2 separate regions of the Homo sapiens genome follow, and region 1 is linked to region 2. Evidence: chromatin loops called from intact Hi-C (ENCODE). Cell type or tissue: uterus. All regions are shown on one strand. Each heading gives the region's core, and the rest is flanking DNA. Links, peaks and the distances in the headings are about the cores only. Region 1 overlaps LINC02955 (long intergenic non-protein coding RNA 2955). Region 2 overlaps LINC02955 (long intergenic non-protein coding RNA 2955).

The links. A loop is a pair of places that touch in the nucleus more often than their neighbours do. Peaks named below come from ENCODE experiments on the same cell type or tissue, not always from the same donor. Only the 100,000 strongest peaks of a DNase experiment are listed, where the experiment ranks them.
Region 1: it touches region 2 in a loop (5-fold over the local background); 13 of 110 quality-filtered maps call a loop at or near these places.

What each region holds. Positions count from the first base shown.
Region 1 is chr12:23,057,908-23,074,166 of GRCh38, reverse strand. The region is part of intron 10 of LINC02955 (long intergenic non-protein coding RNA 2955); the gene reads right to left. Among named protein-coding and RNA genes, the nearest start is that of LINC02955, 370 kb to the right of the region's middle. RefSeq lists an enhancer at 12,357-15,619. In uterus, for the core only: no CTCF peak of the experiment used is centred there; no DNase peak of the experiment used is centred there.
Region 2 is chr12:22,701,414-22,717,672 of GRCh38, reverse strand. All of the region lies in intron 1 of LINC02955 (long intergenic non-protein coding RNA 2955), which reads right to left. Among named protein-coding and RNA genes, the nearest start is that of LINC02955, 9.7 kb to the right of the region's middle. In uterus, for the core only: a CTCF peak has its summit at 8,193 (motif pointing left); no DNase peak of the experiment used is centred there.

The DNA.
Region 1 (16,259 bases), core at 5,013-13,012, 360 kb before region 2:
AGCTCTGCACCAAGCGGACCTAATAGACATCTACAGAACTCTCCACCCCAAATCAACAGAATATACATTTTTTTCAGCACTGCACCACACCAATTCCAAAATTGACCACATACTTGGAAGTAAAGCTCTCCTCAGAAAATGTAAAAGAACAGAGATTATAACAAACTATCTCTCAGACCACAGTGCAATCAAACTAGAACTCAGGATTAAGAATCTCACTCAAAACCGCTCAACTACATGGAAGCTGAACAACCTGCTCCTGAATGACGACTGGGTACATAACGAAATGAAGGCAGAAATAAAGATGTTCTTTGAAACCAACGAGAACAAAGACACAACATACCAGAATCTCTGGGACGCATTCAAAGCAGTGTGTAGAGGGAAATTTATAGCACTAAATGCCCACAAGAGAAAGCAGGAAAGATCCAAAATTGACACCCTAACATCACAATTGAAAGAACTAGAAAAGCAAGAGCAAACACATTCAAAAGCTAGCAGAAGGCAAGAAATAACTAAAATCAGAGCAGAACTGAAGGAAATAGAGACACAAAAAACCCTTCAAAAAATTAATGAATCCAGGAGCTGGTTTTTTGAAAGGATCAACAAAATTGATAGACTGCTAGCAAGACTAATAAAGAAAAAAAGAGAGAAGAATCAAATAGACGAAATAAAAAATGATAAAGGGGATATCACCACCGATCCCACAGAAATACAAACTACCATCGGAGAATACTACAAACATCTCTACGCAAATAAACTAGAAAATCTAGAAGAAATGGATAAATTCCTCGACACATACACTCTCCCAAGACTAAACCAGGAAGAAGATGAATCTCTGAATAGACCAATAACAGGATCTGAAATTGTGGCAATAATCAATAGCTTACCAACGAAAAAGAGTCCAGGACCAGATGGATTCACAGCCGTATTCTACCAGAGGTATAAGGAGGAGCTGGTACCATTCCTTCTGAAACTATTCCAATCAATAGAAAAAGAGGGAATCCTCCCTAACTCATTTTATGAGGCCAGCGTCATTCTGATACCAAAGCCAGGCAGAGACACAACCAAAAAAGAGAATTTTAGACCAATATCCTTGATGAACATCGATACAAAAATCCTCAATAAAATACTGGCAAAACGAATCCAGCAGCACATCAAAAAGCTTATCCACCATGATCAAGTGGCCTTCATCCCTGGGATGCAAGGCTGGTTCAATATATGCAAATCAATAAATGTAATCCAGCATATAAACAGAGCCAAAGACAAAAACCACATGATTATCTCAATAGATGCAGTAAAAGCCTTTGACAAAATTCAACAACGCTTCATGCTAAAAACTCTCAATAAATTAGGTATTGATGGGATGTATTTCAAAATAATAAGAGCTATCTATGACAAATCCACAGCCAATATCATATTGAATGGGCAAAAACTGGAAGCATTCCCTTTGAAAACTGGCACAAGACAGGGATGCCCTCTCTCACCACTCCTATTCAACATAGTGTTGGAAGTTCTGGCCAGGGCAATTAGGCAGGAGAAGGAAATAAAGGGTATTCAATTAGGAAAAGAGGAAGTCAAATTGTCCCTCTTTGCAGACGACATGATTGTATATCTAGAAAACCCCATTGTCTCAGCCCAAAATCTCCTTAAGCTGATAAGCAACTTCAGCAGAGTCTCAGGATACAAAATCAATGTACAAAAATCACAAGTATTCTTATACACCAACAACAGACAAACAGAGAGCCAAATCATGAGTGAACTCCCATTCACAATTGCTTCAAAGAGAATAAAATACCTAGGAATCCAACTTACAAGGGAAGTGAAGGACCTCTTCAAGGAGATCTACAAACCACTGCTCAAGGAAATAAAAGAGGATACAAACAAATGGAAGAACATTCCATGCTCATGGGTAGGAAGAATCAATATCGTGAAAATAGCCATACTGCCCAAGGTAATTTATAGATTCAATGCCATCCCCATCAAGCTACCAATGACTTTCTTCACAGAATTGGAAAAAACTACTTTAAAGTTCATATGGAACCAAAAAAGAGCCCGCATCGCCAAGTCAATCCTAAGCCAAAAGAACAAAGCTGGGGGCATCACACCCTGACTTCAAACTATACTACAAGGCTACAGTCACCAAAACAGCATGGTACTGGTACCAAAACAGAGATATAGATCAATGGAACAGAACAGAGCCCTCAGAAATAACGCCGCATATCTACAACTATCTCATCTTTGACAAACCTGAGAAAAACAAGCAATGGGGAAAGGATTCCCTATTTAATAAATGGTGCTGGGAAAACTGGCTAGCCATATGTAGAAAGCTGAAACTGGATCCCTTCCTTACACCTTAGACAAAAATCAATTCAAGATGGATTAAAGACTTAAATATTAGACCTAAAACCATAAAAACCCTAGAAGAAAACCTAGGCATTACCATTGAGGACATAGGAATGGGCAAGGACTTCATGTCTAAAACACCAAAAGCAATGGCAACAAAAGCCAGAATTGACAAATGGGATCTAATTAAACTAAAGAGCTTCTGCACAGCAAAAGAAACTACCATCAGAGTGAACAGGCAACCTACAGAATGGGAGAAAATTTTCGCAACCTACTCATCTGACAAAGGGCTAATATCCAGAATCTAAAATGAACTCAAACATATTTACAAGAAAAAAACAAACAACCCCATCAAAAAGTGGGCGAAGGACATGAACAGACACTTCTCAAAAGAAGACATTTATGCAGCCAAAAAACACATGAAAAAATGCTCATCATCACAGGCCATCAGAGAAATGCAAATCAATACCACAATGAGATACCATCTCACACCAGTTAGAATGGTGATCATTCAAAAGTCAGGAAACAACAGGTGCTGGAGAGGATGTGGAGAAATAGGAACACTTTTACACTGTTGGTGGGACTGTAAACTAGTTCAACCATTGTGGAAGTCAGTGTGGCGATTCCTCAGGGATCTGGAACTGGAAATACCATTTGACCCAGCCATCCCATTACTGGGTATATACCCAAAGGACTATAAATCATGCTGCTATAAAGACACATGCACACGTATGTTTACTGCGGCATTATTCACAATAGCAAAGACTTGGAACCAACCCAAATGTCCAACAATGATAGACTGGATTAAGAAAATGTGGCACATATACACCATGGAATACTATGCAGCCATAAAAAATGATGAGTTCATGTCCTTTGTAGGGACATGGATGAAATTGGAAATCATCATTCTCAGTAAACCATCGCAAGAACAAAAAACCAAACACCGCATATTCTCACTCATAGGTGGGAATTGAACAATGAGATCACATGGACACAGGAAGGGGAACATCACGCTCTGGGGACTGTTGTGGGGTGGTGGGAGGGGGGAGGTATAGCACTGGGAGATATACCTAATGCTAGATGACGAGTTAGTGGGTGCAGCGCACCAGCATGGCACATGTATACATATGTAACTAACCTGCACAATGTGCACATGTACCCTAAAACTTAAAGTATAATAAAAAAAATAAGCATTTAAAATTATAAATGTTTCTTTACATACTGCTTTAGTTCCATACCACAAATTTTGATATGTTGTGTTTTCATGATTGCTCAGTTTTAGTATTTCTCATTTTCCCTGTAATTTCTTCTTTGACCTATAAGTTATTTACAAGTAGATTGTTTAATTTACAAGTTTTGGGACTTCTCTTATACCAAGCTATTGTTGACATTTAATTTAATTCCACTGTTGCTCAAAGATTTTAGTTTGTTGAAATGTACTGAGATTTATTTTATGTTGTTGAGTATTGTATTAAATAAATGTCAAGCAGGTTAAGGTAGTTGATAGTGTTGTTCAGATATTCTTTACTATTTTCTTGTCTACTTTTACTATCAATTATTGAGAGTAGGATATTGAAATTTTCAACTATGATTGTGAATTTGTCTGTTTTCCCTTTTGTTCTATAAATTCATGCTTCACATAGTTTGACACGCTATTAGGAACATATGCATCTACAATTGCTCTGTCTTCCTGATGAATTGAAATTGATCTTTTAGTCATTAGGAAATTTCTGTCATGTCAATGAGGCGCTATTTTTTTTTCAGTCTTTTTTCTCTCTGTTCTTCAGATTAGATAATTTCTAACAATATACCTTCAAATTCACTGTCCCTTACTGCCATTTTAAATGTGCTGTTAAGCCTACCTAGGGATTTTTTTTTTACTTTCTTTTTTTACTTCTTTTATTGTATATATTTTAGTTGTACAACATGTTTTGATATATATGGTGAAATGGTTGTAAGAGTCAAGCAAATGAACATATCCATCATCTCCTATAGTTACCCTTAGTTACCCCTTTTTGGTGGCAAGAGCACCTAAAATCTACTCTCTTAGCAAAAATCACAAATACAATAAAATTTCATTAACTGTAGTCCTCATGATGTACATCAGATCTCTAGACTTGTTCATGCTACATATCTGCTACTTTGTATTCTTTGACCTACATCTCCCCATTTTCTCTGTCTCACTCTCTCACCCCCGGTAACAACAATTTTATTTCCTATTTCCACTTATTGTACTTTTTTAAAAAGATTCCACATATACGTAAAATCATACAGTTTGTTTTTCTGTGTATGGTGCATGTTGGTGTGCGTGTGAGTGTATCACAATTTCTTTATCCATTCATCCATTGATGGACACTTTGGTTGTTTCCATATCTTGGCTATAGGAAATAATGCTGCAAATTAACTTGAGAGTGCAGATATCTTTATAAGGTAGTGATTTCAGTTTCTTTATCTACTCAGAAGAGGGACTGCTCAGCCCAGTAATTTTTTTCTTTTAAATTTCAATTATCATGTTTTCAGTTCTAGAATTTTCTTTTGATTAACTTTTCATAGTTCCTAATTCTCTGCTGAGATTTCCTTTCTGTTCATTAATTATAATCACACTTTACATTTAGTCCTTAAACACATTGATAATAGCTATTTTAAAGGCCTTGTCTACTAATTCAAATATCTAGATCATCATAGGATTTGTTTATAATGACTGATATTTCTTTTGACTGTGGGCCACTATTTCGTGTTTCTTTGCATGTCTAGTAATTGTTTTATCATTGTGAATGATATGTAGTGGAGAGTCTGGATTATGTGATCTTTCTTTAAGGGATGTTGAATTTCTTCTGAAAGGCAATTAAATTATTGGCAGAAACTTTTGGTCTATTAGGTTTGATTTTATTTTTTGTTATGGCAGATTTATTCCAATTTTAAGCTTAGTCCTGGCACATGCTCCTTACTCTAGGGTATGGAGTCTCAACTGAACATCTAAGTCTTTTAGCAAAGTCTTTTTATGTTGGCTGGGCTGAAACCCCCAAATCTCCCATCAATGTATCAGGAAATCTCTGCTGGGACTCTTGGCAACTTGTCTTGTGCACATGCATCTCAATCATTTGCCAACAACATGCAGTAAACTCCTCCATAGACTTTTAGGCACCTTCATCTGTGAAGCTTTTGCCTTTCAGGTACCTTGCTCAGCAAATTTCAGGAACTGAGATAGCCTAAAATTCCAATCTCCTTCTCTGCAAAGTGAGACTGCTACTCTACTTAAGTTCCATAAGCCTGCTCTGTGGCAGGACAGTGCCTGTAGGAAAAGCTGCGGGTGATCATAACCATTTCTAGACCTCATCTCATATTTTTTTTTATTTTTTCTCAAAAATTACAATCTTGGGCCAGGTGCGGTGACTCATGCTTGTAATCCCAGCACTTTGGGAGGCCGAGGCGGGTGGATCACAAAGTCAGGAGGTCAAGACCAGCCTGGCAAATATAGTGAAACCCCATCTCTACTAAAAAATACAAAAATTAGCTGGGCGTGGTGGCGGGCGCCTGTAGTCCCAGCTACTCGGGAGGCTGAGGCAGGAGAATCACTGGAACCTGGGAAGCAGAGGTTGCAGTGAGCCAAGATCACACCACTGCACTCCAGCCTGGACGACAGAGCAAGACTCTGTCTAAAAAAAAAAAAAAAAAAAAAAAAAGAAAAGAAATTACAATCTTGAACTACCTGTTGTTCAATTCCTAAAAATATTTGCCATATTTATTTTGCCTAGTGTTGTTCTTTTTGGTATGAGAGCAAGTCCAGTTTCATTCTCTCAAGATTGCAAGGGGAAGATGCCAAAGTATAACCCTTTAAAATACATACAATTCACTATTTGTTACACATTATTCTATTAGCTGCACGTTTCTCTTAACCGCTGCTTCAGCAAATATACAGTAAACTGAAAACTGAAATTACAGATGGTATACTGAGACATTTTCTTGTTAACAAAGTGTGCTTCAGTCTATACAAACGCAAAATGTACAAGTTGGAGGAAAAAAAAAAAAAAAAAAAGCTATGTGTGTTTCCTGGACCTAAAGATTCACGGCAGGAAGGAAAGATTGGAAGAGTTGGCCCAGACAACAATTCTACTATCTTAAGTGGTAAAACCAAAACTAAATTCTAGGACATACTTCAGAATATGTCTGTATAGATAGGAGAACATTGTCCTGGCACATGTGACCTTAAAGTTAATTATGGGAATAACAACCAACCCTCCAAACAAGGAGCGTGTGCTACCTTTGAGGCAGTTTAATTGAGGACCAGGCTTTTGAGAAGAGTCAGACAAATTTATATGTTTTCTCCAGCCGAAATTTCAGATTGCTTTCTCCATGAAAAGAGAAAGAACAAAGTATCCTCTAACAAAAGATTTTCCCAGAGGCATCACAAAACCTAGATATTCATGATAATCCAACTATGATTCTTGATAATCTAAGTATACGTTAGAGGCCCAAATGTATGCAAAAGATAAAACAAAAGGAAATAGAATATTAATAATTTTGCAAAAGTTAGAGAAAAATATCCTAAGAAAAGGGTAAATGTTGATTATAAAGAGCAATTGCTGAGTTTCAAGTAGTAATATAGGGGTAACTATTTAAGCATCATAAGAAAATGTGAAGGAGGAGGAGAAGGAAGAAGAGAAAGGAGGAGGAGGAGGAGGAAGGGTTCTCTATCCCTAGTTTGTATATAATGGCTACTGTTCTAAGCTTTTCACCTGGATTCATTAATTTAGTCCTCCCTGCAACTCTACAAACAGGCGTTGTTAAAGAGGCTAGCTGACCGCCAAAGGATCCTATTTCCCCTCCTTAGTGTAGAGTTACTGCTGGAGGCAGCTGCCCAGCTAGGACGACATTTCCCTGCTCCCTTATATCTAGGAATGGGATGTGCATTGTGCTTGTGCATGAGGTGTGATGTGTGTCGTTTACAGGCTGTAGCTGTGTGTATCAGTTCTTCTTTTCCCACAGCGTCATTCCCCTTCCTCAGTAAATTTGGAGGCCACATGTGAAGATGATGTAACCAGAATATGGAAGCAACATGGCTCCTAAACCACTAATTACAGAGGATATACTCAGATAGGAATACTTATGTTGAACAAGTGCCAGATTTTATTTTGTCAGGCCATTGAGAATGTGGGATTTATCAGTTATATCCACTAGCATTACCTTAATAAATAGAACAATAAGGTGACAAATCAAATATTTTATCTCCATTTTATAAAGAAACTGAGGCACAGGGAGAAAATACCATCAGTAGTAGAATAAGGAAATTTTCTATTTCATTTAATTCTGCAATTAATATAATTTTCCAAAGCACAGTCAAGAGAAATAGTGAACTCTAACCAGTGATCTGACTTTTCATTGAATATAGAAGTTAATAAAGTCTATTGTCCTCTATATAAATTGTTAAAAAACATGTTGGTTCATTGGAACAATTACAACAAAAATGATTGCGTAATACAATGATTAGCTCAGTAATGATGTCTATAATTTTAGAATTAACATTACAAGTTTCTTTGTGTGTGAAATCAGATGTGTGGGTTGGAATGACTCAGGTTGGGGTAGAAAGGCTGAGCTAGTGGCAAAAGAGGAGCCTAACTCACAAGCTTGGGCTGAATGAGCCCAAACAGAGTTCAGGCACTGGCTTTGAAATCATTCTTACAATTTTGTCCAAGGGCCAAAAACAGTGATTAGAACCTGTATATAAATATGCCTCTATTCTAGGCTTTTTGGTACTGTTTCTCTTTCTATATTAAATATTAAACACAAAAGAAACTTAGAATATGTTAGCAAAGAGTAAAGACGTCGAGGACAATGTGTTCTAGTTTACAATGAAATGCAGATTTCCCATTAAAAAAAACAAATATTTCATTTCCAATTAAACAGGTTAATACTTAAGAGAAAGAATCCCACTAAAAAAAGCATCTAGTCCAAACTATTCTCGAGTACTCTGTCCATTGCACTTTGTTGATTATTTATTAAATACATTTTTATGCACTTTAATTCTTTGCTACCCTGTCCCATATTGTTCTCCTACAGTAGGTTTTTACACATCTAAACGTGATTTTGCCTTCCACAGTATGTGTTTTACTTATGCTTATTCTTATTTTAAAATAAATCAATGTTTGTAGATGTGATTTTATTAAATAATTGTGCCACTAAAATTTACTGGGAATTTGGTCATTTAGTTCCCTGTCCTTATCCCATGGGTTTTTTGTTGTTGTTGTTTTTTTTTCAAAGTGTCTCTTATCTTTTAAGCTGATGGCTGGACAGAAATCTCTGTGAAGACTCAAGTTTTCACTAGTCATTGTTATTGATTTTTGTGGTTGTTTTGTTTTGATTTTGTTTTTGTTTTTTGAGATAGGATCATGTTCTGTTGCCCAGGCTGGAATGCAGTGTGGTGCTGCAACCATAGTTTACTGCAGCCTCAGACTCCTGGGCTCAAGCAATTCTTCCACTTCAGCCTTCCAAGTAGCTGGGATTACAGGCACCCTCCACTGCAGCAATCTGCCTTTGCTACTATTTCAGTACTAACATGGTTATAAGTTCCCATTTCCCACCAATGTTGCTCTAAGCTTTAATTTTTTGGACATATACAAATAATCATATAATTTGGGAAAAAGACAAAAAGCTATTTAAAGGACATACAACAGAAGAATAGCATAGGTACCTAATATCCAAGTAATTCCCAAATGTCATTTCTGAGAGTTTCTTAAGGCAAAAGATCACTGAGGCCTTGAGACCTGGGGGAACTATGTAATCCAAATTGGCAGAAAGAAAAGTATCTCAGAAGAGAAGACGATTATATTTTATGATTTCATTCAACAAATAAGATATTGCTCTTAGGTGTCAAGACCTGTCGTAAGATCTGGGGAAACAGATTGTGCCCTGCAAAATATGCTCAGTCGGTGGGACATCAGTGGGCACATTTTCTAATCTTGCCAGAGCTCTTGGTGTTAGAAGAAGCCTTGATTAAGACAGATATGGTCCTGCCTTCAAGTAGGTTGGAGGAAAGGAGATAGATATTACATCAATAAATAAATAAAACAATATAAAGGCACAAATTGTGGCAAGTGCTGTGAAGGAAATATACAGGGTGCTAAGAAAGAATTACAGGGGCCAAGTGAAGGTTTCCTAATGTTCCTCATCGCTTCTCTGGTGAAGTGATATTCAGGCTGAAACCCAGTGGAGGAAAGGGAATGTGGCAACATGGAAACGGGAGGTGTAGTGGACAGCCCAAGCAGAGGAAACACCCTGCATCAAGTTTCTCAAGCTGGAAAGAACCCCATGACAAAGAACGTGAAAGAAGACCAGAGTGACCTCAGTGTCTATCGGGTTAGTCCAAAACTGGCAATAAAAGTACAACATTTTTGGCAGAGCCCTAATGTCAAGTATATTACTCTTCCATTTTAACATCAACTCTTCCAACTTCTCATTTTCTGTTAATCCTTGGCTAGGTCACATTTTTCTTAGAAGCACTTGGAGGCAATGTGTTTTGTGAGTGGGGGCACCGGTTCACAAATTCTGTCTTATTGCAGATTGGAAAGCCCTCTAAAAACAACGCAAACTCAAGCATAGCAGGAGCCCCTGCTTAAGAGCGTAACCTTGAGTACCCTGCAGCTCACAAAGTCTGAGGTCCAACAGAGGCCTAATATGCAAGAAACCTCAGAGGCATATGAGAAAGATTTTCCTTTCTAACGGCAGAAAGAGTTGAAGAGGTCAAGTTTGGTCCATTGAGATCATAAGGAAAGGGTAATATTGAAGTCTACCAAGGCAGGTCCTACTAACATCGTCCCATAGTTTCACTTTCCTCACTGGAGACTGTGCCTGTGGAGAGGCCTGCGGTAGGGAGATGGCTAAAATAAAATAAAAAAGCCGTAACAAAAACTCCACTTAAGATATAAGAAGAGTCACGGGAAACTCAAAAGTCCACATTTCCTTCTTTAATGTTACCATCGAAGTCATGGGAGCAGAAAAATATGGGCGTATATTACCATGGCCACTTGGATTGGAGGCAGCTATAGGCAAATGATAAGGACAATAAATGAATAAGCACCTATAATGTGCTAGGCACTGTTCCAGGCTCTAGGTGTAAAATTGATACAGTCCCTGCCCTTACAAGATAGGAGAGAGCCACTAATCAATAATTATGTCAATACATAAATACAAATTGTGACAAATCCTATAAAAGAACTATGTAAAGTATCAGGTAATCCTGTTAGTTGTGTGGCTTTGGGCATGTTGCTTAGTCTCTATGGGCTGCAGTTGTTTAATTCTCTTTGTCTTTCTGTTATGGTAATTAAATAAGATAATGCATATAGACCACCTACCATGCACTTGGTGTGTAATAGACTCAGTTAATGGAATCTATTAATAATATTTGGGAAGAATATGAGGAGTCAGCAATTATTCAAGTTGTGGCTGATTTAGAGGATTGTTCTTTTGAACCTTGTTACTGTGATCCTTTCGTGACCCAACCTCATTTTTGTCTGGGGAAACGTAGATTGCCCTGATATTAAGGGTGCAGTAGCTCTCAAATTTTTCTTTATATAACCCCGTGGTTCCCCCACCATGGAGCACTAGAAATGGATACAAATCCAGATTTTGGACAACTGTGGGTATTCTACAACTTCTCAAGGTAACAAACTAAAATTTGATAACTTAGGTTGCGTTTCAAGTCTACATCGAATGGTCTGTTAGCAAATTGCATACTCACTTCCTGAAAGTATTTGGAATTACAAAACTAATCTTACTGGAACAAGGTATTGAAAACACATTTAAACTGAATATTGAGATGCTTTTAAACGGATATACTGTGGGGTTTTACCACATGCATTATTTGGGAAATGGAAAATTGTCAACACTTTTTTAGTCTGTCTTGTGGGAATTCACCCAGCCTCATACTGTGCCTATCACTTCTCATTAAACAAGTGAAAGAAACCCTATACCTTTATAAATTGTGCATTATTCTTCAAACAGATGTGGTAGCCTTGAACTAGCTTTAAGCTATCTTCAAAATATAAATCACAAAAAGTAGAATGTGAGTGCAATATATTATTCACAACACATTGAATGTGAGAACACCTCCAACTTCTCTAACCCAAATCAAAGACTAATAACATAAATATTTCCACAAAACAGCTGCATTGTAAGAAACAGGCTAGTGAACTAGCTAGTTTAGAAGAAGAGAATGGCCTTAGCCATGAGTCCTACCACAAAATGCCTACTTCAGTTTCTGGCACATAGAATATGCTCTGTTCTTCTTGCTCCATTATTCCTTGCACTCTAATGACAAATCCAAATGTCTATACAGGTTTTACTTATGTACCTGGCTTTGTTGAACTACCCATCCTTATATCCCTGCATTCTTCAGATAATTGAAACATTGACTTTGAAACTGATTTTGGGGGCGGTGGAGTAAGGAGCATTTTTTTAAATGTAAAAGTATATCCTGTTTTTAAAAAAAAAAAATGGTAGTTTGAATATTATTTGAATCTTTCTTCGTGAATCAGGCCATTTTTATGAATATCATATCCTGAACTGTGCAGTACCTTTGGGGATCATCAATTTTCTTATCTGTGCTCTACCCAAGAATTCTGGAAATCTATTATGCAAAATGCTATTTCCTTATGAACCACTGCATTTTTAAACATAAACATACCAGTTAGGTTTTTTTTTTTTATTCATAAGGCTATAGGTAATGCCTATTCATATGCAGACTATGACTAGATAAAATAATTTGAGCCAATGATGAAGTACCTGGGTGAGATGAAGTACCAACCATATCACCAAATGTTCTCTATAATATTAAGGGAAAAAAATGCCTATCCTATTTTTGGATATAAATCCAAGGAACAATGTCTTCCCTCTTCCCACTTCTATTTGGTGATCATTAATCTCATTCATTTACTATCTTCCAATGTTAGACCATTCAGAGATGCTCATTAGATAGGTAATTTATCCAGTGCACATGAAATCCTTGAAGGCCAGCTGCCATATCGGAGCCAACAAATAAATAAAACAGTTATCCAACTAGCACAAACTTTATCAACCCACAGAATTATTTTCCTAACTTCCCAGCCTCTTGAGCTACACAGGCAATTCTTTTTTCTTGTAATATAACAGAAGAAGAAACAGAGAAAGAGAGAAAATAACCAAAACCAAACAAGTTAAAAATTCTCCCCTACAACAAATTGGTCTCAAACACATAAGCAAGTAGTTTGCAAAACTGTCAATGGTTTTTTTTTTTTCTGTTATTTTGTTTTCTTTTGTATTTATATCTTTAATAAGCGTTGCTGCAAAAATTGTACAGGCTACTTTCTCTTTTAGAACTCTTTGGTTACCTAGGGCATCTGCATAAAACATAAGAGGGTATTTAGTTTTCACTCATGTTGAGTGGCAGCAGAACTTATTCTAACAGCTACACTTTGCAGAGCAGTTGCAGAAAATAATTACCAGGTCAAGCAGACCCTTTATCCTCAGAAACCAGCCATCCAAAGTCCCACTGAAAGATCTAAAACTTTTTAACTTTCATTCTGAATAGTCCCTTTGGATGCAAACCTTCTTAAAGTACACTATGAAGAGTCAGTTCTAAGAGGCCTTCCAGTTATGAAGTGAATGAGGCAAATTATGACTCCTAAGCTTATATTTCTCTGTTAGATATTATCTCATATCCTTACATAAAGTCTGATTTATACAAATTGGCTCACTTTCTGAGGATTTGCTTTTATTTTTAATGCAGCTTTTCAGTCAAACTTCACTTTCGGTGGAAACACATTTTTGATAGCCAGGGCTGAACATAAAATTCCATTATTTAAGTGGCAAAGAGTTGGTAAGTCAAGTCCACGAGGCCTGTGGTAGTAGCTTACTCTGTTTGTGGTTTCTACTTTGTTAGACTCTGTGGAGCCATGAATCTATCTTGTCCTTAAAAAACTGAAAGAGGGGGCTTTTAAAATGAATGTAATGCTTAATTTATGTGCCCCAGGAGCAGCATATGAGGGCTTCTGGACTGATTAGACCCAGATGTTGGTAACAATGTTAGTGTTATGGACCAACTGCAGGTGTGGGAATAGATCCCCTTCCCTGGGACCCTCAGCAATCAGACCAGTGGTTTCTTCTGGCTCTCAGTTTGGAGTTTTCAATTAACACTACAATGGTATTGTTGTTCTCCAATATTAGATCGTATGTCACGTAAATGAAGCTGAATATACAGTTAAACTTGACAAGGTGATTTAGGCCAAGAATACATGTGTTCAGTATTATAACTTGATTGAGGTTAAATAATAATAATAAAAAAGCCCTGACATGCTATAAAGTTTTTATTATTTGGCTTATCAGTAGATTTTCACATTATACTTTCATAAAACAGAATGTCATTTATAGCAGGGCGAGACGCTTATGAAAAGGGAGACACAAACCTGCTTATAAGTGACTGAAATGATTAATGCCAGATTGGAGGCTTTTATAGAGTCAGTATGGCAATTGGAAGTTCTCTGTGTGCTTTTTTATTTGCTTACTTCTATTTTCCAAAATTCTGTCTTAGTTCTTTATCCTCTCCCTTAACGTGAGTGATCAGTACCTACATAATCACCCCCATTGGTGAGAGCAGCAGTGTTTGGGATGGTTCTGAAATATTATTTGGCTAAAGCAATGAATCCAGCTCATCAATGACCAGGACCATATTCCACTGTCCTATGGGTGTCATGATGCTTTGGAGAGTAACCCAGCTCACTAAAATGTATTATGATAGCTGTCATAACTTTGAATTAGACTCTAAGCTTCTCAGGGCAGGAACCTTATCTGTTCAACGTGTTTATAAGTGCCACAGAACTGATTGATTGTCCCATTAATAAATACCAATAAAAACAACTTCAGAGGTCCATTTTGTACTTCATTCGTAGAACATTTATAATGCTCATTAATGTTGATGGACCATGCACAGCACAGAGCTCTCCCATTTTACTTATGCCTTCGTTTGTTGCTGCAATCTCTTAGAGACCAGACCACGTTGTAAGTCAGCTCAGTAAAATGTACGTTGTTGTGCCAGCACCTAGGGAAAGCTTTACGTCCTACAAATGCATGCATTACAAATTCAAAGAAAGACAAGGCTCATTTTTTTTTCCGAGAGCACTAATAAGCTAAAGCTGATGGACTAATTCTTTACGACCAAATGCCATGACAACTCGAAGCAACTTCTTTCAATGAATGATAAATAACTGTAAAAATGAAGTTAGTTCTGAGATTTAAACCTAACCTCTCTGTCAAGATCAGAAATGGTGAACAGTATTCCTCTCTTTTTTATCACAGCCTATATTTTGGTACACATAGTGTTTCCTCTTTAAATTTATGAATTTTTTCACTATAGCTAGGAACATTGATCCCTGGTATAATTACAAAGTCTGTGGCAAATTACTAGTGAGTCTCAGTTTACTTATCTGCAAAATGATCATAACGTAAGATGGAATGAATGAGCTAGTAATCTCTGAGGAAAAAGTCAAGCGTTCTTTGTGCATGAAATCTTTCAAGACACTAAGAATACTCAGTCAGTCCAGCATTTAGTCAGCAAATATTGAGGGTCTATAATGTGCAAGGTGCAGTGTAGGACACTTAGATACAAAGATGAAGGATGCACAGTCCTTTCCTCAAGGAAAGACAGATCCTAAACCTAAGTGCCACAAAACAATTCAACAACAAAATTAAGAAATGAATCAAACACCTATGACTGTATGATTTTTAAGGCTGCCCTATTTGTTCTTAATACAAAAAAGACTATAAATTGAAGCATTTACATTGTGGAAAAATGTGATTCAAGTAATGTAGTGAAGGCCACTGTCAGCACTGATTAAAACAAATGAAAAGGTTTGACATGGCAAGTGAAGATGTTAGGTCACTGACATAAAAGAAATTCTTATTCTTTACTGTTCCAGGACATTCTAAGTATACTTGTCATTAATTTTTATCTAGATATTCCTCTCTAGCTTTTCCTAGAGTCCCACCAAATGTTTATAATCTATAGAGCACTACATAACTGTCCCCATGTGCAATGATAAAATGCAGCCCATTGATTTTTCTGCCAAGTAGGTAGAAGAGTTACGAATTCAGTTATTTCATATTATATGACCCCCACATTACAGTAATGTACTCCTTCCCCACCTCCAATGGTGTCCAAAAGCATGAAGAAAATGAGAAGTAATGATGTTAGTGACTTAAATTACCATTCCAAAAATAATTCATTGTGTCACCTAACTTTCCAGGGCAGTTTCCAGAAGCTACCACATTCACTATAGTGCAAAGCGGAAGCATAGCAAGTAAACATTTTTGCTACAAAGAAATCAAATGGTACACTGGTTTAAGATAGTCTCTATTATTTTCAAACCACTTTCAAACAAACAATAAACAATGACTGTCTATGAGAAACATCAATATGCAACTAAGGAACTACTTATATCATAGACATTTCATTGGAATCTTAGTATATTTAACAACACTTCAACAAACTATTCCAGTATTACTCATGACTCTATAAGGAAAGGTACTATTCATCCTGCATCACTGATGAGAAAACTGAGGACAAATTGGCAGTGCAACTTATATATCGCCACATCGATCTTAAATTGACTAAGAAAGCAATCAGAATTGTAAATGCCCCACATTCAACATTTAATTCACTGTTGCAAACACTTTGTGAGCCTCAGAGTAAGCCATCGTGCTATGTACTTATAGAGTAGGAGATAAACATGAAGAAAATCTTGTCTACTTTAGGGAACTCAACAAAAAAAATTACTCTAGACATCTAAATGTTAACAAGATTTGGGGAACTCTGATAACATGTGAGGCATCTTGGGCCGTCTGTTCTTCATGATAGGAATCTCTATGATATGCTGAGCCCAAGGTCTACC
Region 2 (16,259 bases), core at 4,844-12,843:
AAAATATAAAAATTAGACAGGTGCGCTGGCATACTCCTGTAGTCCCAGCTACTCAGGAGGCTGAGGCGTGATAATTGCTTGAGCCTGGGAGGTGGAGGTTGCAGGGAGCTGAGATCACACCACTGTACTCCAGCCTGGATAATAGACTATGAATCCATCTCAAAAATATAATATATAAATAACTTTTTAAAATACCACTTAAAATCCAACAATAAAAGAAAGTTGTGTGAATAAACTTAACAAAAGCTTCCCAAGATTTCTATGAAGAAAAACACAATACCTTACTGGAAGGTATGAAAGATAACTTACATAAATTAGAGACATACCATGTTCATGAATTATATGAATAGGTATGTATTATAACAATGTCAATTACCCCTAATTATTCTATACATTCAATTTAATTTCAGTCACAGTCCAATAAGGTTTTTAAGGGACATTAAAAGCTAATTTAAAAAATCTCATGTAGAATTAATGGACAGATAGAAAGATGGATATTTATGTGACAAGGAAAAATAATAAAATGTGAATTATAGAATCTAGGTGGTGGGTTCATGAGTGTTTGTTTACTGTAAAATCCTTTTAACTCTACTTTTGGACTTTTAATAGCAAAATGTTTCGGTGGGGTGAAAATCATTTGGAAAAGCCAATAGCTAAGAAAAGCCCAGATGCTCCTAAAAAGGAAGAACAAAGTGCTTTACCACATGGGAAAACTTTGAGTGAAAGTTATTAAGACAGTGTGGTATTGGTGTGAGAACAGACAACTGAATCAACAGAATATGATACAGACCAGGCGTCTATAAAAACCTAATTTATATCAGATCCTACATTAGAGATCACTGGAAAAAGGATAGACTATTCAGTAAATGGTGTGAGGAAAATTGGTTATCCATATGGAAAAGAAAACATTGAAGACAAAACTTTAAAACTAAAGAAAACGGTAAGGGAATGTCTTTTAAATATCTTTATAAAATAGTTTTTAATAGCAAAAAGGTATAACTCATAAAGGAAAAGACTGATCAATTTTATTACATTAAAATTTAAAACTGCTATTCAACAAAAGATGGCATCAAGAGAGTAAAAGGTTATCCTGCAATCTGGAAAGAATTATTTTCAACTCATATAACTGAAAACAGATTAATATCCATATTTTATAAAGTACTCTTATAAATCCTTGAGAAAAAGACAAACAACCCTCCAGCAAAAAATGGGCAAGTGCAGAAGGATGAAAGGATGAAAAATCTAAAAAGCCTATCCAGGAGGAAAGAAATACACAAACTCCGTTAGGAAAATTAACATTTTTAGTGGTCCTCAACCTTAAAAGAATCAAGCTAAAACAAAAGTGGCACGTGCTTATGATATACTGTGGTAAATTTGCAAATCTCCAATAAATTATAATCTAGAAGCTTACAAACCACACAGGACTTCATGAAGACTTATTTATTACTCTACCAAAAAAAAAGTATGAATTATGGCTAGGTATGCCTTTCTGTCCTCGGAAAGACAAGGAGACAAAATCCTAACCAAATGTCCTTTTTTTCTCCCTGCCCTCCTTTCGTCTTTCCTTCCTTCCTTTCTTTTTTCCTTCATCCCTCTGCTCCTTCCTTTTCATTTTCCTTCTCTCCTCCTTCTATCCTTTCTCTCTGTCCTTCTGTACTAGTTTTCTAATACTGCATAACAAATTACAAAAAAACTTATCTGGGTGCAGTGGTGCACATCTTTAGTCCCAGCTACTCAGAAGGCTGATGTGGGAGGATCGTTACAGCCCAGGAGTTTGAGGCCAGCCTGGGCAACATAGAAAGACCCCATCCCTAAAAACACAGTAACAACAAAAACCCTTAACAATACAAAACAAAATTTGTATTTCACAAGGTCCGTGAGTCAGGAGGCCAGTACAGATTAACTGGGCCCTCTGTTCAGGGTCTCACCAAGCTGAAAGTAAGCTGTCAGCCAGTGCTCTGATCTCATCTGTGACCCAGAGTTCCCTTCCCAACTTATTCAGATTGTTGTCAGAGTTTAGTTCCTTTCATCGATAGGACTAAGGGTCCAATATACTTGTTTGGTGTTGGCTAGGAGTAACTCTCAGCTCCTAGAGACTGCCCTCAGGTCCTAACCCTCCTACAAGGTGCAGCTTACTTCCTCAAAGACAGCAGGAGAATCTTTCTCATGCTTCAAATCTCTAACTTCATTTAAGAGCTCACCTGATTAGGTCAGGCCCTCCTAGGATATCCCTTTTGATTAACACACATTCCACTGACTAGATACCTTAATTAAGCCAGAAACCACAACTTACTTAAAATGCCTGCAGCATAAAGTGACAGGTGGCCATGAGTAGGAGAAAGCTAGAGAAATAAAGGCAGAATCACAGAGGACTTTACAAACCACATATGGAATGTGACCTTCATCCCAGCAACAGTTAGAAACCAATGAAGGGCTCGAAGGTTTTTAAGAACAAAAATGTCAGAATCAAATGGTCAGATCTGCACTTTAGAAAGATGGCTCCTAGGGGGCAGTAAGAAGGAGAAAGAGGGAGGTTCCACTTGAACATGTATTTGTGGGATGGAAGGGGAGCATGCGACAAAAATAACTCTGGAAGTTGCCCTCCAGATACTATGCCATGCCCTTAGAAATTCTTTAATTTGAAAAACAATTGCTGGGCATCTATTCTACACCCAGAGACAAAGCTTATAACCAGAAAAACAATCATATGTCTGTCTTCTCCTAACATGCCACAAAAGTACATGCATGGCTTTTGAAAAAATAGTTGAGAGAGGGCAAAGGTCAATATGCAGAAGGGAATAAAATTTAGGGGAGAAGGTTAGCACACCAAAATGTATACTGTATCTTCACTTATGGTTTCCACTTAGGATAAAATATTCTTAAATTTTTTTGAAGTCAAAGGGGTACAAGAGACTTGGTCAGTTACAAAGACATTGGGTCCACAGGATAAAATTGTTTAGGGGAAGAACCAACATTCCAGAGAGTGAGACTCAGCAAAACTTTTCACATGGATCATCTGCATTATTTTAAGTAGTAAACTAAGAGCCAGAAGAGGTCAAAATGAGGGAGTGAACCGTACGCAGCAGGGTTTGCAGAAAAAGGTCTCCTGATGAAGGGAAGACAGACTATAGCTCTGCAGAGAGGAGGGGCAAATCCTAGTAATGAATTTATCTCTATACGCGGCGTTCGATTCTTTCTCATTTGATTTGTCAAAGGGCTTAGGGGTTATCTTGTGATTGGAGAGCCCCGCATGTATAATAAATTGCTAACTTCATCTCTTGACTGACTTGTAAATCTTGAATCTTTTCAGGGATTAACTACTTGCTAAATTCATTTATCAAAATTAAAACTAGGTTTTCAGAATGTTGCCCTCCAAATCCCAAGAAACTACGAAAGATTAACCTTTTGCAGAGTCTTCCAGGCTGCGCACCAGTGGGTGACATCAACACAAGTGATTAATAGTAGGTATCTAAGGTCTGGGGGAGATGCTGACAGACATTCCCCCCACATGATGGCATAAGTCAGCTACTAATCAACCTAAGAAAACACACACCCTGATACTCTTCATACTAATGAAGCATTTCCGATTAGTATTTAGAACATCCATAGGAATTCTGTTTTGCACTAGAACCAGAGGTTTTAACAAGTGTGTCAAACCTCCTTAATGTTGTAAAACAGAATTCATTAACTCAGCCATTTTTAGTCATTCTAGATGCATCAGGAGCAGTGGCAGCATTAAACCACAAATCCAGAGTTGTAGCTATTCTGTGATGCTGTTTTGAAAACAGAGCTTTCGCTAACATTTTTTATACCAGGGATCCTTGCACCATTTGAGCCATATACAACCCATGTGCTCATCACAAAGAAGCGCACCCCTCTCTGTTGTCTTTCTCCCTTGTCTATTTACAGCCTGTCGTGTCATCTTCAGGCCTTAGAAGCATTTCATCCAAATATCCACATTCACGCAAAATGTTCCAACACCTTCCCAGTACAATCCTTGACATTTTCTCTTCCCTCCCTGAGTGGCACATGCTGTGAACCTGCTCCTTCTTGCATCTGAAATGGCAGCTGCGCTAGTTAATGGTCCCCTCAGAGCCTCTACCTCCATTATTCCTCTAAAACAAACTCTTTGTCCCAGTTCATAACAGCCATGATGATGCCCTAAAGAAAGTGACACTGAGACTTTGACTCCCACTAAAGGGTACAGGTTAGGCCGGGCGCGGTGGCTCACGCCTGTAATCCCAGCACTTTGGGAGGCCGAGGCGGGCGGATCACGAGGTCAGGAGATCGAGACCATCCCGGCTAAAACGGTGAAACCCCGTCTCTACTAAAAATACAAAAAATTAGCCGGGCGTAGTGGCGGGCGCCTGTAGTCCCAGCTACTTGGGAGGCTGAGGCAGGAGAATGGCGTGAACCCGGGAGGCGGAGCTTGCAGTGAGCCGAGATCCCCGCCACTGCACTCCAGCCTGGGCGACAGAGCGAGACTCCGTCTCAAAAAAAAAAAAAAAAAAGGGTACAGGTTAGACCCAGATGGAGGTATAAAATGGCATGAGGCCCAGGCATGATGACTCACGCCTGTAATCCCAGAATTTTGGGAGGCTGAGGCGGGCAGATCACCTGAGGTCAGGAGTTCAAGACCAACCTGGCTATCATGGTGGTCTCTACTAAAAATACAAAAATTAGCTGGGCATGGTGGTGCATGTCTGTAATCCCAGCTACTTGGGAGGCTGAGGCAGGAGAATCGCTTGAACCCAGAAGGTGGAGGTTGCAGTCAGCTGAGATCGTGCCATTGCATTCCAGCCTGGGTGACAAGAGGGAAACTCCGTCTCAAAAAATAAAAAGTAAAATAAAATAAAAATAAAATGGCATGGGCCATTTTATTTAATACAATATCAAAGTATTCCCAGATTCCCTTAACTGTACTTCATGGAATTACTCCCTCTGAATTTTCTAAACCAGTGGTGAGCAATCTTTTCTTTTTCCCTTGGGGACTACTAGCTTACAGGACAATCATTTAACAGGAGATCCTAAGAATACAGGTCATACTAATTCCATTCATTTTATAAGCATCTGATAAAGCCAGGATTACTGAGCATTTATGGCTACCATGCACCGTGTGAAGCAATTTATATACATTATTTCTACCAGTCTTTACAACAATTCTCTGAGATATATTCAATTACCAACATCCATTTAAACATGAGGAGACTGAGGCACTACAGCGTAAGTAACCTGCCCAAAGCTAGCGAGTGCCAAGAGCGGGTCAGACCCTGGGCTGCCTGGCCCCAAAGCCTGGGCTGTCCTCACTGATGACTGCCTTCTCTTTCACCAACGGTGAAGCCCACAGTAGGCCCTGGAGTCACGTGGATGACGAGTCACATGGATGCATAAGATAATATTTCTGCTCCACCACCACCTGGGGCTTATATTCCAATAAAAACAGGTTAAAACTTATTACAGAGCTAAGAACAGAGTTATAGTCCAGCATGGAGGATGCAGATATGAACTAGCCTAGAAGACTGAAGAAATATTCCCCAGAGGAGTGACCTTCAAGCCGTGAACATGATAAGAGAGTATTCAAAGCAGAACAGGCGCCATCCTAAAGCACACTGTTAGAAAAGGGCACGTGCTAGGAAAGGCAAGAAGCTTGACCTGACTGTAATAGCGGCAATAGAGGCAGGAAGAGGAAAGGAAGGAAGAGGAGGAGAGTGACAGGAAAAGGTTAGGTTAGGCCCTAGTGGCAATGCTTAAGAGTCTAAATATTATTTTTCAGGTAAGGACACACAGTGTTTCTGAGCAAAAGCATTGCATTATGAAGCCTGACTTTGGGGGGTTTTTAAAGGAATACTAACCACGTGGAAGTGTGGTAGAGAGAAAGGCCAGAAGCAGAGACACCTGTTTGGAGTCCAGGACAACAGTGAAAGCAGGTGGAAAGGAAACACCAGACAAGGTACATGTCAAAGTGTCTCCAATGGACTTATCACCATAGTTTATACCATGTACTTATTTATTGATTTGTTTATTTTCTGTCTCCCACAAAATTATATGTTCCATGAGAGTAGGGATTTTTGCTGAATTCTTAGCGCTGAGGACATTGCCTTACAGAACCTCCATAAATGAAGTAAACTAAAAGGAGTTTAGGGGTTGGTTGGATTTAATACACGAGAGAGTGGAGTGACTGACAGATTGCTATAAAATTTCTAGCCTGGGAAACTGGATGGATCATGACAGAGATCAAGAATACAAGACAGAAAGGTTTTGAAGTATCTACAGGATTCCAGATTGACATATGTGGAAAGCTGTTGGAAGTTTGGGACTGGAGCACAAGAGAAAGGTGGAGACTGGTTTCAGAGATTTTGGGATCATCAGTATAGAATTAGAGATGGTGCTGAAGCTATGGAAGCAGAAAAAAAAAAACAGAGCCTATGAGGAGAACAGGGGAGAGGAGCAGAAAAACTATGAGCAAACAGAACATTTATGAGATAGGAGAAGCCAGAAAAAGAAACAAGGAAGAAATAATGAGAAAGATAAAAGAACTGGGAGAGAAGGGTGTTCCTGAAAACACCAGAGGAAAGCATCCTGAAAAGCAGAACCCAATGCATTTGGGGACAATCAGATGTGCTATTGACTATACATAGGTAAAAGAGAAAGAAGATAGAAAATAGACCATCTGTATTTAGAAACCAGATGATCATTACAATCTTTATAGAGGACATTGTGGGGCATGGAGGGGAGGACTCAATGTGAATTGCTGAAAGTTACAGAGAAGGCAGGAATAGGGCTACCACCAGCTCACTAACCCATTTGTGCAAATTAGAGAAAAACACCCCTTCCTGGCAGAGGCACAAAGGCACAGAGGCTGACAGGTGGAGCACCCCTTCCTCTTGAGCTGAGTTCCTTTGTGCAGAGTGTAGCCTGCCCAACATCATGCAGTGGCCCTTGCCGGGATTTAGACAAGGAATTCGTTTAAAATAGTGAGACCAGAATGCCAGGACCAGTGAAGAAGTCAATCTGAGATAATGAGAAAAGATGGAGTGTGGTGCAGGAGGAGATAGAAAAATAAAATGCACCTCAGAGTTTAAAAAGCATGGTAAATGTTTGAAACAGAAAAATATAAAATTTATTAGAGGCAAGAAAAATGATGATCTAACCCATATTGATAGTTCACCTGAGGCTAAATACTAGTGCCACAAATTGTACAGGTATATAGTTTTTTTTTTTTCTGCAACGTTCAGAAGCCCAGCAACAGGAACAAAGAAAGCAAGTTGTTAGCTTCATCTTAAGTTTTTTTGGAAAATTACAAAATGCTTCACTACCCATTTTAAAAGTTGACAGCAATCAGAAAAATCCAGACAGAAGGAAACTACAGAAAAATAACTGTTCCCTTAACAAATAAATTGCAAGTTGAAAAAAAGAGACAGAAAGTGGAAACCTGTAGAATAAAAAATATTAAGAGAAAAACCAACCAACCACAAATTGAACTTTATTTGAATGCTGATTCTGATAGACACATTATAAAATTATTTTTAATTGACATTAAGGGGCAGTTGGAAATTGGAACTTTAACTGGATTTTGTGATACTAAGAAATTGTTACTAGTTTTAGGAGCAATACTGGCATCATGATTAGGTTCAAGAGTCCTCACGAATGATAGACATATACAGATATATTTATAGATGGACTTGTTACTGAACTAGAACTTGCTTTCAAATAAAATAGGAAGCAGGAAAGTGAGTGGAATACAGGTGAAATAAGAGGGGCCATGAACTTATGACCTTGAATCTGGATGACTGACCTATGGTGAAGGCTGTGATTGGCTCCTATGATAGGTTCATAAGATTTACTATACTATTCTGTGCACTTTCATGTAGGTTTTAATTTTTCTATAATAAATTCTGTTGAATGTAGTGACAAAACTAAATTCTACTCAGTGAATAATGGAAAAATTCCACTAGTTCTAGTGATGGCCAGTTAAGGAGATAACATAAGAAGTGACGGAGAGAAAAAATTTCAAAAGAGGGATACATAAATTAGAAAACAGCAGAAAAATGTAAAAGACAAAATACAGAGAGAGAAAGCCATAAACACGAACAGAAAAAGAGGGCACTATCAGAGTGAAAGCAACACGAATTTAAAGACTCAAAAACAGACGTGAAATTACATTACCACCTTGTGGTCTTTTAGGATATTGCCCCTAAATACTCAAAGGATGATGTTTTTTCACACCTGTAGGCATTTGTGGGGGTATCGTCCCTATGCTTGAGCCAGGTGTAATTTAGTTAAAGGCCATATCTAAGCTTCAGATTGGAGATTTCTCATTTGTGATATAAACTTTTTTGACTCTTCTAATATTTTCAGACTCTATCCCCACTTGTTACAAGGTCTCAATATTTCTATGCTTCATTGTCCCAAATTTCTCCCTTTATATATTCAGGGTTAGCTTCCAATTTGGTATTTCAAGACTTTATTAACAAATTCTTATTCACCTTGTGCCAATACTTAATGATTTCTTCTTCTTTTTTTTTTTTTTTTTTTTTGAGATGGAGTCTTGCTCTGTCAGCAGGCTGGAGTGCAGTGGCGTGATCTCCACTCACTGCAACCTTCGCCTCCCAGGTTCAAGCGATTTTCCTGCCTCAGCCTCCCAAGCAGCTAGGACTACAGGTGCCCACCACCACGCGGTGGCTCACGTCTCTAATCCCAGCACTTTGGGAGGCGGAGGCGGGCGGATCATGAAGTCAAGAGATCAAGACCATCCTGGTCAACATGGTGAAACCCTGTCTCTACTAAAAATTCTTAATAATTTCTTGCCTTTGGTTTTATAGTATTTTTTCTCAAGATGAGGTCTTGCCCTGTCACCCTTTACCATTATATCTCCTGCCTGACTGATCTTATAATAATTTCTGACTCTTATATTTTTGAGCATTCTACTCACCTTTCTTGTACCTTCTCAACTCCATAGCAGTTACTTTTCTTACAGCATGTGACAAAGCAGCATAATATATTCATATAATGTGGCACTGTAAGACAGGAAAGGATTGGACTGTCGAACCAAAAGGAATCTATGGCTGTAACGGCCCCGCTATTCAGCCACATGACCCAAGCCAGGACATTCTATCTCTCTTATACGCAACAGTCCAAGTAGCCCAAATGCTGTTACCATTCTCCCATATTATCTTTTAAATTCACCCTCCTGTCCTCTCCTCCTGTGTGAGCCCCTGCAGTCCTCATCTCTGGCATGGATTGATGCACTAGACTCCTAGCTAGCCCCCCTATTTCCAGTCCAGAGCCCCTCCAACTGACCCTCCACACTGCACCAGTGACTTCTCCAAAATGCACATGGGATCATGTGACTTTCCGCTTAATATCTTCCAGCACTTCTTAACAACCACAAGAATACTAAATGCTAACAGCCAACTTCTTAATAATACAACTCCTGCTGCTTTCTAGGATCATTCACTGCTGTTCCCCCAACTTACACAGGCTGCTGCAGTCAAACCCGGCCTTGCTGTTCCCAACTAGGCCACTGCATACTCCATAATTCCTTGCATTGGTACAAGCTGTATCCCTGTCTGAAAACCCACTTTTATGCCAGGTTAACTCCCAATCTTGATTAGTCTTAATTCAGACTTAACACTCATGACTCGGCTCACTCCCCGACTGAGTATTCCCACAGCATTCCCACACTATTACACTTAACTCCCTGTATTGTAATGATGCATTTACTGGTCTCTCTATAACCCCCTACCCCCAGCTCCCCAAAACTCCAATGCAGGGTAGAGACTGAACTGTGCCGTATTTATTTCAGAAGTCCCAGAACCAAGCACAGTGCCCAGTAAGGCATGGGTATATAAGGAAAATTGGCTGCCTTCTACTCTGCAGCTGTTTGTAGGAATTTGATCTCCACAAGATACAGGTGCCCAGAGCTTTAATGAAGAAAAGGTGATACCTGACCGGGCGCGGTGGCTCACACCTGTAATCCCAACACTTTGAGAGGCCTAGGCAGGCAGATCAACATAAGACCAGGAGTTTGAGACCAGCCTGGCTAACATGGTAAAACCCCATCTCTACTAAAAATACAAAAAATTAGCTGGGTGTGGTGGTGCACACCTATAATCCCAGCTACTAGGTAGGCTGAGGCATGAGAATTGCTTGGGCCTGGAAGGCAGAGGTTACAGTGAGCCGAGATTGTGCCACTGCACTCCAGCCTGGGTGAAAGAGCAAGACTCTGTCTCAAAAAAAAAAAAAAAAAAAAAAAAGGAAAAAAAGAAGGAGATACGGTTTGTGGCTTAGCACACTGGGCAGGTATTTCTTAATGATGATTAGCTACTGTTAGCAAGGGTTCTCAAAGTTCAGGTAAGAGTAAAAATTTAAGTCTTTCAGAAGTAAGTACAACAAAATATATCAGAAACATGCATATCATTTGACCCATAATTACACTTGTAGGAAGTGAAATTGACATTGAGCACAAAGATTTGAATATAATACTGTTTTTCACAGCAGTGTTAATATGACGGGAAAAAAAAGAAAACTAAAAACCTAAAATGTCCAGAATAGTCACTTACCAAAGTTAATCATGGTATAACATATAATAAAACCCAGGCAGCTATTAAAAATGAAATGAACATTTTTCTGAAAAGCAAAACAAATGTTGTTACAAAACAACTGTGGTCAGTTTTTTAGTGTGCATCTGTATGTGCATGTGGGTTCATTTCTGTCATGGCCTAATGCAATAAACTTATGTACGTACATGACATTCACAGACAAACAGATAGCCAGCATAATGAAAGGCTGGAAAATACTTAGACCAAAATGAAAATAGGGTTATAAATAATTTAATTTTTGGTTTCTCTGTAGTTTCTGATTTTTCTCCAGTGAACAAGTATCACTTTTGTGATAATAAGGGGGAGAGGGAGGTAATAAAGGTTACATTTTTAAGAGAAGAAGAAGAAGAAAAGAAAGGAGGCTGCTAAGTTCCTAAGGCCATCAAGCAAGGAGACTATAGGAAGCTCACCTGAATTTAAAAAAGCATCTGAATCTTAATAACAGAAAGACCTATGGAGTTTTACAGAAGGTTAAGCCAATTGGTTACGTGTGCCTTAGTGTCAAGTCCTCAAATCAATATGTACTTGAGGTCAATGTCAGTGAATGGAAATTATTTGGAGAGGAGGGAGGTAGGGGAAAGAGGTGATATCTGTCAATATTATGGGTCAGACTATTCACATAACCCTTCTTCCTTTTGTTGCCCCACCCCACCCCACCCCACCATTAGACCTCCACTCTTACTACAGGGACTTGGAGAATACTAAAGACTTCCCTTCTTCATGGAGAAAAGAAGGATATCTGTGGAAGTAGCACAAGAAGAATACCTATGCCATACGCCCACCCCTCTATCTGGATCTACATCTCCAGCCTTGGACTTCCCTCCCCTAACTAGAGGACAGATTAATTCTTTCCAAGTGCTTAGAAGTTTGCGTTTAGATTTCATCAAAAATTTTCCACTGATTGATTTACAAATCAAATATTTAACACAAAGAACCTCTGGTCTCATTAGAATAAATATAAATAAATATAAAATAGTTGTGTGGAGAATTATTTTGTTCAGACCAAAAAAAATCACTAAAACCTTAATAGATGAAAGCTGAAGATAAACAAATGGAGACACCAAGAGTACACTGAGTTTTCATGAACTTCAGCTATGATGTTGAAAAGGGTGCAGGTAATGGAAAATATTTATTGTTATCACGTTTGTTTTAAGAAGAGACATTTGCATTTCCCGTCTTATGGGGAACATTATTAAGAGGAAAATAATTGAACAAGAGAGGACACAAAGGAAGTCACTAGTATTGAATGGGATAAAGAGCATTTTTACTTCTGAGGCTGAAGAAAAGTAAATGAGGAGGATCCATAATATTTTTAGTTTTGAGGATGGAATGCAGTGGGACATTTTAATTGTTTGTGAAATTAGAGGCAAGATCAAATGCTAGGCAAAGAGGGGTACAAGGGTCAGACAGTGGTTTTAGAAGTATCACATGTTTTTGGGAAAAACGCAGCAGATAATGTCTTCTTGGGAAATATGTGTTGTCCCAGGTGATGTTCTCTGGGAAGCAGAGACTGAAAAGGAGTAGAGAGTACAAAAGTTCATCAGGGAGTAACACCTATGAAGAGGAATTGTGTCTTAGGAGGGGCTCAGTTTGCTTTCTATTGTTAGCTGGTCAGAGCTTCAGAGGCAGCAGATGAGGCTTGGTAGGTAGGAACTCAAATAGAGCCTACAAAGAGCCTCCATCCCTGCTAACGTGACCACTTCATTCATGTGCTCATCATGTTAGCCCTAGGGTGGCCACTGATGAAAGCTGGCTAATATGAAATGGCCAAGCCATTTTGTCTACTTAGTTGTTTAGTGGCTCGTCCATGGTGGATTCCATGTTTGGGGCATGTTAGTGTATGACAGAAAGATCCTTAAACTTCGTGCCTACTCCCATATGTCTAACTCTATGTCTCTCTCCCAGATCTTGTCACTAATCTTCACATCTTCTTTCCTTCCATCTCTGACCAGCTCATCATTGCCCATGAGTCCTTGTATAGCATAACCTCCTTCCACACAAACTGGATAACCTAATAAACCACCCAAAACTCTGTCCACTAGGAATATTTTCCTTCACTACTGTCTTTCAAGACCATCCTGAGTGGAGCAGTAATTCAGCTGCTATCCACATCCAGCTTACACTCGTATGAAGCCACCTGTTTATAAAGCACGCCCAGGCTTTCTCCTTTACCTTCAGCTGGTCACGTAAGACCTCCCATATATAAAATTGGGGAGGGGTGATGGTGCCAATACGATGAACAGCATAGAGGGATGGGTTAACCACCCATTCAACCTGCTTTTATCTTCTATCCTGTTCATGTCTAGTCCCCGGTTTCCTATTTTAAATTTAAAATGAATTGCCACTGGGCCCATCTGAGTTTTTAATCTGGTAGGACCAGCAGAATCCAGATCATGATGGCCAGTTCAAAATGCATAATAACTGGGGGCCCATAATCAAGTGCTCCATCTCTTGATTATTTGGGGTCCAGTAGCATACCAACAGCTATTTTTCAGAAGGCAATTAATTCTATGCTGCAGATGGCAACACTACTCCAAAACCTAAGGGGCCTGATTTGACATTCCTCCACTGGGAGAAATTCCGTATTACATCTTTTTCCACCATTGACATCGCCAACATCATAGGGTCTACCAACCATATCGTTTAAGTGTCCAGGCTACTTTCACCACAGGCTTGACTTGTTGAAAAGTTCTTATCAGCTCTAAGCCCCACTCAAATCTGACAGTCTTCCATATCATCAACAATATGGGGTGAAACAGTATTCCTAGGTGTAGGATATGTTGCCTCTGCAATTCAAAGAGATTTCCTACACACTATGATTTCTTCTTTGTAGGCAAAGATGCACAATAAAACATTTTGTCTTTTACTTTGGAGGGGGGTGTCCCAGCATGATCTTTACCACTGAACCCCTAATTATTTTAAGTCACAGGTCCCTAAATCTGCTTAAGGATTATCACACATGTGTTTTGCCAAGGCCTTTAGCATGTTAGCTACCTCTTGTTCATCCTGCCGGATCAGCAGGATGTCACTGATGTAATGGATTGGCATGATGATTTCTTGGGTATCCAGATGGTTTAGATCTATCTGGACTATATTATGGCACATCATGATGATGTTAACAAAGCCTTGGCATATGGTTGACTCCCCATGCAGTTTAGTGGGTCAAAACGGAGAAATGAGAACCGAAACTCACGAGGGCCTTGGTCTAGTCTTGGGGCATCCCACCTGGATGGCAGTTCCAATCTCAGCTGGTCACAGTACCATAAAGAGACTTTTAAAATTACCTAGATGGTACAGCAAAGCATGGGGACCACTGCGGGGGCTCTATGTGCTCACATCTAATGATGATAATAGTCTCCATAATTCTCAACTGGTCAAACTCCCTAGGCTGTTACTTCAAGCTTGTTGATTGTGTTGATAATCATGACCCCTCATTTCTGGCAGTTAAGCACCACCATCTGGCCTCTATGCTTCAGAGCACTATCATTTCCAATGCTACCCATGAGAAACGTTCTGTGATAGCCTCTCCTACCTACAGCACTGGCTTACAGAGAACTGTCACTGAACCTCTTGGCTGGTGGCTCTTTCATCAGCTTATTCCTGATGGCCATGGTGAATGATGTGTCCTCTGTGCCTCCCTATAAAACATAACCTTCTGATGTGTCTTCTGGCCTTATATATACAATATTATATGTTCAGCCTGTCCACTGTTCTCAATCCTTTACTGTAATATCTTTTACTAATGTATGTCATAGCAATTCGGGAATTTCGGCCTCATTCATGTGGGCCATCATTTTTTGCCCTTGTAGCAAGTTTGCATCATCCCCTGAAGCCCTTATCAGAATGTTACATTGCATATCCCAACAGAGTACCATCAAGTCAATAAATTCATTGTAAGTTACCAAAGAGACCAGCTCTGTTATTTAGTTTTCAATTGTTTGCTAATTGACCTCAGCTTTTCTTTATCTACAGATTATCAATGCAACTTATAACAACAATTCAATTATCTTTATATTTATCATTCCCCTTATTCATTTCAAATTCCTGAATAATCACACTACACCAATGGATTTCAATCCACTAGCACACCATCCTAGTTCATCATTAGTGAAAGTAGGTCACGTGTTGCTTAACCATGAGGATATGTACTGAGAAATGCATTGTTAGGCAATCTCATTGTGTGCACATCATAAAGTGTAACTACAGAAACCTAGATGATACAGCCTACTACATACCTAGGCTGTGTAGTACAGCCTATTGCTCTTAGATTACAAACATGTACAGCTGGTTACTATACTGAATACTGTAGACAATTGGAACACAGTGGTATCTGCGTATATAAATATACCTAAACATTAAAAACCTACAGTAAATATATAGTACAAAAGATACAAAGTAATACACCTGTATAAGGTACTTTCCATGAATGGAGGTTTCAGGACTGGAAGTCGTTCTGGGTGTCAGTGAATGAGTGGTGAGTGAATATGAAGGCCTACGCCATTACTGTATACTGCTGTAGACTTTATAAACACTGTAGAGTTAGGCTACACTAGATGTATTTTAAAATATTTTTCTTTCTTCAATCATAAATTAACTTTAGCCTAGTGTAACTTTTTTACTGAATAAACTTTTTTAACTTTTTGACTCTTTTATAATACTTAAATAAATCGTATTGTGCAACTGTACACAAATATTTTTTCTTTCTATCCTTATTCTATATGCTTTTTACAATTTAAAAATTTTTTTAAAACTTGTTTGTTAAAAACTAAAACACAAACACACACATTAGCCTAGGCCAACACAGGGTCAAGATTATCCAGACTAAGCCATATGAATTTTTCAGCTCCATTATCATCTTATGGGACCACCATTATATACGTTGTCCATCATTAACCAAAACATTGTTATGTGGTACATTCCTTATGAAATAATGATAACAGATATATTTAGTAACATTATACAATGATAATAAAAAATTATATCCCAGTAAAATTATAACTTACGTCCATTAGGAGATATATGATGAGGACATACATTATTGTTTGTGGTGTCGAAAAGTTACAGGCAACCTGAGTGTCCATCACTGGGAGAAAGGATACGTGAAATGTTTTCGATGGAAACTAAATGATTGTGCAGCTATCAGAAACACCTTAGAAATACAGATTCACAGAGCTACAAAAAGTAATCTTGAAAATATAGTGCTTGGTGAAAAAAGTGAGAATAAGAATGCAATAACTAATGTTATGTGAATTTAAATGGCCATAAAACTATACACATATTGTAAAACTATATTCAAATTGCAAAATATATACAATAAGATGGCTGCTTATTAGGAGCAGTGGAACAAGAGTGGAAGGCATGGGTAAAAGGGAAATGAATAAATAAATGAGAGCAAACTGACTAGGAGTGCTTTGCAAGGACAAACAATGTTAACATGGCTTTAACAGAAGAGTATGATTAACTCAGCTCCGTATTAATGAAGTCCATTGCTCTTAAAGGTGCAGTCTACAATGGAGACTCTGGAATTGGGGAGCATTGTAGTGCCCAACCTGGTTTTTACTAACTCTGTTTTTAGACTCCCTTTCCTTTAATCACCTAGCCTTGTTTCCACCTGAATTGACACTCCCTTAGCTAACAGAGCCAGACAGACTCCACTTG